2 separate regions of the Homo sapiens genome follow, and region 1 is linked to region 2. Evidence: chromatin contacts called from ENCODE Hi-C data. All regions are on one chromosome and are shown on one strand. Each heading gives the region's core, a stretch centred on a gene start or an enhancer-like site at or near the end of the contact. The rest is flanking DNA. Distances are from core to core; before and after follow the strand shown.

Evidence for each region. A loop is a pair of places that touch in the nucleus more often than their neighbours do. Pooled maps may share reads with other maps.
Region 1: a pooled map shows a loop between it and region 2 (11-fold over the local background). The contact joins two enhancer-like sites. A Hi-C loop is called at or near these places in 3 of 37 single-sample maps with no recorded cell type and 3 of 50 pooled maps.

Annotation. Positions count from the first base shown.
Region 1 is chr1:244,943,786-244,946,762 of GRCh38, reverse strand. It overlaps the pseudogene RN7SKP55. Among named protein-coding and RNA genes, the nearest start is that of DRC8, 24 kb to the left of the region's middle. Within about 2 kb of position 1,447, at least 3 of the 41 ENCODE cell types and tissues checked have a DNase peak (open chromatin) inside an H3K27ac peak, as active enhancers do.
Region 2 is chr1:243,594,609-243,597,853 of GRCh38, reverse strand. The region is part of intron 8 of AKT3 (AKT serine/threonine kinase 3); the gene reads left to right. Among named protein-coding and RNA genes, the nearest start is that of AKT3-IT1, 200 kb to the left of the region's middle. Within about 2 kb of position 1,858, at least 4 of the 41 ENCODE cell types and tissues checked have a DNase peak (open chromatin) inside an H3K27ac peak, as active enhancers do.

The sequences.
Region 1 (2,977 bases), core at 198-2,697, 1.3 Mb before region 2:
TTACAAGTAACAATCCAAAAAGAAAATTTCTCCAAAACCCATTATTGATATAGTGCCATAGAACACTTTGATGTTAAATAATATGATTTTCATGTAATAGTAATAAAAATATACCCTGCAAAATAAAAAACAGTAGTCTGAGATGTATGAGTTCTAATTATGATTATTGTTCTGTGAACTTGAACACATTACATAATACAGTCAGCTGTAAAATGGAAAGACCAATACCTCATGAAATGGTTATTCAAAGCACCTAATAAAAGTTATGGTAAAAACATGCTAAGCGTAAGTGCTAAAGCTACAGCTTTCAAATAATAGTCCCATAGTGTGGTGGGCAACCTCTGGGGTGGCCCTCAGTGATCTTCTCCTGCTGAGATTCCCACCCTTATGTAACTCCCTTCCCTTGAGTATGATGTCACTTCACAAATTAGGTTACAAAAAGGGGCCAGGCCTGTAATCCTGTAATCCCAGCACTTCGGGAGGCCAAGGCAGGTGGATCACCTGAGGTCAGGAGTTTGAGACCAGCCTGGCCAGCATGGTGAGACCCGGTCTCTACTAAAAATACCAAAATTGGCCAAGCGTGGTGGCGGGCACCTGTAATACCAGCTACTCAGGAGGCTGAGGCATGAGAATCTCCTGAACCTGGGAGGTGGAGGTTGCAGTGAGCTGAGATCATGCCACTGCACTCCAGCCTGGGTGACAGAGCAAGACTCTGTCTCAAAAAATAAAATAAAATAAAATAAAAATACAAAAATTAGCCGGGTGAGTTGTGGCCAGGCGTGGTGGCTCATGCCTGTAATCCCAATGCATTGGGAGGCCAAGGCAGGTGACCACAAGGTCAAGAGTTCATGACCAGCCTGGCCAACAGGGTGAAACCCCGTCTCTACTAAAAATACAAAAAAATTAGCCGGGCGTGGTGGTGGGCACCTGTAATCCCAGCTACTCAGGAGGCTGAGGCATGAGAATCTCTTGAACCCAGGAGGCAGAGGTTGCAGTGAGCCGAGATCAGGCCACTGCACTCCAACCTGGGTGACAGAGCAAGACTCTGTCTAAAAAGAAACAAAAAAGAAGAACAAAGAAATTAGGTTACAAAAAGATTAGGATTCGAGGTTAAGTTACCAGCAGAAGGATAATGAATGAAAAAAGTCATCAGTCTATCCCTACCTCTACACAGATTTTGCCTAAAGTAATCTCAGATCGTGACCTTGAACTGTTGATTTTGGGAGCTGGGTGATGGATAACAGAAAGGATCATTGTATGTTTCACTGGACTATTTTTAAAATCTTAACCATGTTTTTTTTTTTGAGACGGAGTTTCACTCTTGTTGTGAAACAGACCTCCAGAACTCTTTCACCTTGCAGAACTGAAACTCAATACCCATTAACCAACAGCTCTCCTTTTCCCTTCCCCATAGCTCCAGGTAACCATCATTCCTTCCACTTTCTGTTTCTATGAGTTTGACTCCTCCAGAAACCTCATGTAGGTGGAATCTACAGTATTTGTCCTCAAGGTTCATCTATGTTATAGCTTGTGACAGGATTTTCTTCCTTTTTGAGGCTGCATAGTATTCCATCATGTATATATACCAAATTTTGTTTATCTATTCATTCATTGATGGATATTTGGGTTGCTTCCACCTCTTGGCTATTGTGGATAATGCTGTCATGAACATTGGTTTGCAAATATCTCTTCGAGAGCCTTCTTTTATTTCTTTTGGATATGTACTCAGAAGTGAGGTTGCTGGGTCATATGGTAACGGTATTTTTAAATTTGTGAGAAACCATCATGCTGTTTTTCATGGTAATCACACCATTTTGCTATCCCGCCAGCCATTCACAGGGTTTCCAATGCCTCCACATCCCCACCAACATTTGCCATCTTCTGGGGTTTTTTTGGGTGGGGGATTGGGGGGAATAGTAGCTATCCTAATGGGTGTTAGGTGGTATCTCATTGAGGTTTTGATTTGTATTTTTCTAATGATCAGTGATGTTGGGTATCTTTTCATGTACCTGTTGGCCACGTGTATGTCATCTTTGGAAAAATGTCTATATAACTCCCTTGCCCATTTTTTATAGTTTTTTTTCTTTTTTTCATTAAACTTTTTATTATTTTTATTTTATTTATCTTTTTTTTTACAGAGACAGGGTCTTGCAATATTCCTCAGGCTCACCTTGAATTCCTGGACTTAAGTGATCCTCCCAATTCAACCTCTTGAGTAGCTTTTGACTACAGGCGTGCACCACTGTGCCTAGGTTTTTGCCCATTTTTAAATAGGATTATTTGATATTTTGTTGTTGAGTTGTAGAAATTACTTATATATTAAATAATTGTGAATATTTTGGATGTTAACCTCTTACCAAATATATGATTTACAAACGTTTTCTTCCATTTTGTAGGTTGCCTTTTTACTCTGTTGATTGTGTCTTTCGATGCACACAAGTTTTTAAGTTTGAGGTAGTCTCATTTGTCTTTCTTTCTTTCTTTCTTTCTTTCTTTCTTTCTTTCTTTCTTTCTTTTTCTTTCTTTTTCTTTCTTTCTTCCTTTTTTAAGAAAGGCAGAGTGCCACATGCAGCACCTCATTTGGATGTGTCTGGAGTCTTGGAAGCTTAACTACCCTACATTCTCCTACAAATGGACCTTGAGAGCTTGTTTGAAGGTTCTAGCCGGGGAGTGCAGCTACTCTTATACCCTTGACCGGAGACCAGTCCTCCTCTATCTGGGATGGTTGTCCTCTTAAACCAAGCGCACAGCTTCGGGAGGCGAGGGAGGAAGGGGACACGTGCCTAGTCAGCCAGGTCAGCCAAATCAACCCTGGCAATCAATGGGGTGACAGGTGCCACAGCCAGATCACCCTCACATCCATATTTTTTTTAACTGTACTTTTGGTGTTGTATATGAGAAATTATTGTATATGGGAAATTCAATGCCATAACGTTTTTATCCTATGTTTTCTTGAAGGTATTTTAGAGTTTGAGGT
Region 2 (3,245 bases), core at 609-3,108:
CTATGTGCTTAGTATACTACATGAGCAAGACAGATGGTCTCTGCATTTAAGAAGGGCATAGGCCAGGCCCAGTGGCTCATGCCCAGCACTTTGGGAGGCCAAGGCAGGAGGATCACTTGAACCCAAGAGTTCAAGACCAGCCTGAGCAACATAGGGAGACCCTGTATCTACCAAAATAGTTAAAAATTAGCCAGGTGTGGTAGCCAGTGCCTGTGCTCCCAGCTACTCGAGAGACTGAAGTGGGAAGATTGAGTGAGCCCAAGAGGTTGAGGCTGCAGTGAGCCATCATGCGACTGCACTTCAGCCTTGGCAACAGAGTGAGACCCTGTCACCAAAACAAAACAAAACAAAACAAAAATGCATAGTATTCTGGGGAATGGATATTAAATAATTACAAGTATTTTTTGAGGTATGAAACAGAAGATAAAAACCACTCTAAATCTTACCATCTAGAAATAATTGCTAATACCGTGTTAATATATTTTCCACTGTTTATACTGTACACATATTTTCAATTTTATCATTTTAAAATATGTTACTTGTTGCCTACTAATTATGTAGATACACTTTAACTTATTAAAACCTTCCCAAATCATTGAACGTTTAGGTTGTTTTCATTTTTTAGTCAACTTAAGTATAATTTACATATAATGAAATGAACTCATTTTAAGTATATGATTAGATGACTTCTGACAAACATATATATGCATGTAGCCCCCATCACAATAAAAATATAAAACATTCTCATTGCCTCAAAAAGTTCTGCCATGCCTCTTTGCAGTCAGTCTTCCCTGTACCCATAGTACATCCACACGTGGCCCTAGGTAGCCATTGGTCTGCTTTCAGACACTAAAGATTTGATTCATCTTTTTAAAAATGTCACAGAAATGAACTCATACAATATATACTGTCTTGTATCTACTTCTTTCATTCTGCGTAATGTTTTTTGAGATTGTTAACTTTGTTGCATTTCTCAGTCATTTATTTCTTTTATTGTGAAGTCATTATCCTTTGCACAGCTATACCACCATTTGTTAATCTCTCCCACTGGTGACGTACATGCGGATTAATACCAGTCATTGCCTAATATGAATAAAGCTGATAGGCCTGTTTCTTTTCTCTTTAATTAATACTGAAGAGTATGATTGTTGGATTTATGGTAAGCATATGCTTACATTTTACAAAAATTTAAAACTGTTGTGTCATTTTACAGTCTCAGCATTAATGTAATGAGAATTTTAGGTGTTCTGCACCCTCACCAGTGCTTGCTGTGGTCAGTGGTTTTCATTTTAGTCATTCTAACGAGTGTGTGGGAGTATGTTACTGTGGTTTTAAGTTGCGTTTCTCTTATGACTAATGATAGGAAATGTCTTCACTCAGACTTTTTGCCATTGCATATACTTTTGTGACCTGTCTATTCAAATATTTCACCTATTATTCGGTTGTTCATCTTCTTACTGAATTATAGGAGTTCTTTGGATGTTCTGGTTACAAATAGTTTGCCAAATATTTGTATTACAAATGGTTTCTTCCAGACTGTAGCTTGCCTTTTCATTTTCTCAGTGATGTCTTTTGAGGAACAGACGTTTTTAATTTTGATGTCTTATTTATCAATTCTTGCCTTTTATGGTTTTCACTTTTTTTGTGTACTGTCCAAGAAATGTTTGTGTACCCCAGGTCACACATCTTTCTCCTATTTGTTATGTGTCACGTGCTATATAATAAGTTTCTGTCAACAGTGGGCCATGTATATGACAATACCATAAGATTATAATGTAGCTGAAAAATTCATATTGCCTAGTGATGTAAATGTTGTAAGTCATACTGCAGTGCATTACTCACATGTTTTGGTGATGCTGGTGTAAGCAAACCTGTGCTGCCGGTTGTGTAGAAACATAGCACATGCAGTTAGATACATAATACTTGATTGTGATAGTACATGACTGTGTTACTTCTTTATTTTATATATTGTACTTTTCATTGTTTCTTAAAGTGTATTACTTTCACTTATTTAAAAAAAAATAGGTAACTGTAAAACAGCATCAGGTGGGTCCTTCAGGTGATATTCCAAAAGAAGGCATTGTTAGCGTAGGAGATGACTACTCGATGCCTGCTCCGAAAGACCTTACAGTGGGACAGGATGTGGAGGTGGAAGACAGTGATACTGATGATCCTGACTGTGTAGGTTTAGGCTAACGTATATGCTGTGTTTTCATTTTTAACCAAAAGTTAAAGACGTTAAAAAAAATAGAAAAATATTTATAAAGATGTAAAGAAACAATATTTTTGTATAGCTGTACAATGTGTTCATATTTTAAACTGTTATAAAAGAGTCAAGGCGTTTTTAAAAATTTTAAAGTGTATAAAGTGAAAAAGTTATAGAAAGCAAAGGTTAACTCATTACTGAAGAAAAAAATAATTTTAATTATTTTATACATTATACAGTGTTCATAGTCTACAGTAATCACCTAGGCCTTCATATTCACTCGCCACTCACTCACTCAAAGCAGCTTCCAGTCCTACAAGTTTCATTCATGGTATTATAAATGCAATAGACAGGTATATCGTTTTTAAATCTTCTATATCATATTTTTACTGTACTTTTCTAGATGTGTTTAGATGTGCAAATATCATTGTGTTACACCTGCCTAGAGTATTCAGTAGGGTAACATGCTGTACAGGTCTGTACCTAGAAGTAGTAGGCTATGCCATTTAGGTTTATGTAAGTAAACCCTAGGATGTTGTCACAATGATGAAATTGTCTAATTGCACATTTCTCAGAATGTATCCCCATCATTAAGCAGTGCATGACTGTATTTTCTTCTAAAACTTTTTAAGTTGTACCTATTACATGTATAGGTCTGTGATCCATTTTAATTTTTATGTATGCTGTGAGCTAAGAGTTGAGGTTCATTTTTTTCCCCCTACAGACATCTTGTTCTTTCACTATCTTTCATTGAAAGGGCTGTCCTTTAGTCAGACATGGGGGCTTATACCTGTAATCCCAGCACTTTGGGAGGCTGAGGCAGGAAGACCACTTATGTCCAGGAGTTCGAGACCAGCCTGGGCAACACAGCAGGACCCTGTCTCTACAAAATAAAAAATTTAAAAAATTAGCCTGGACTGGTGGTGCAAGGCAGAATTGGGAGCATTGCTTGAGCCCAAGAGGTTGATGCTGCAGTGATCCATGTTCATACCACTGCATTGCAGACTGGACAACACAGCAAGACCCTGTCTCTGATTGT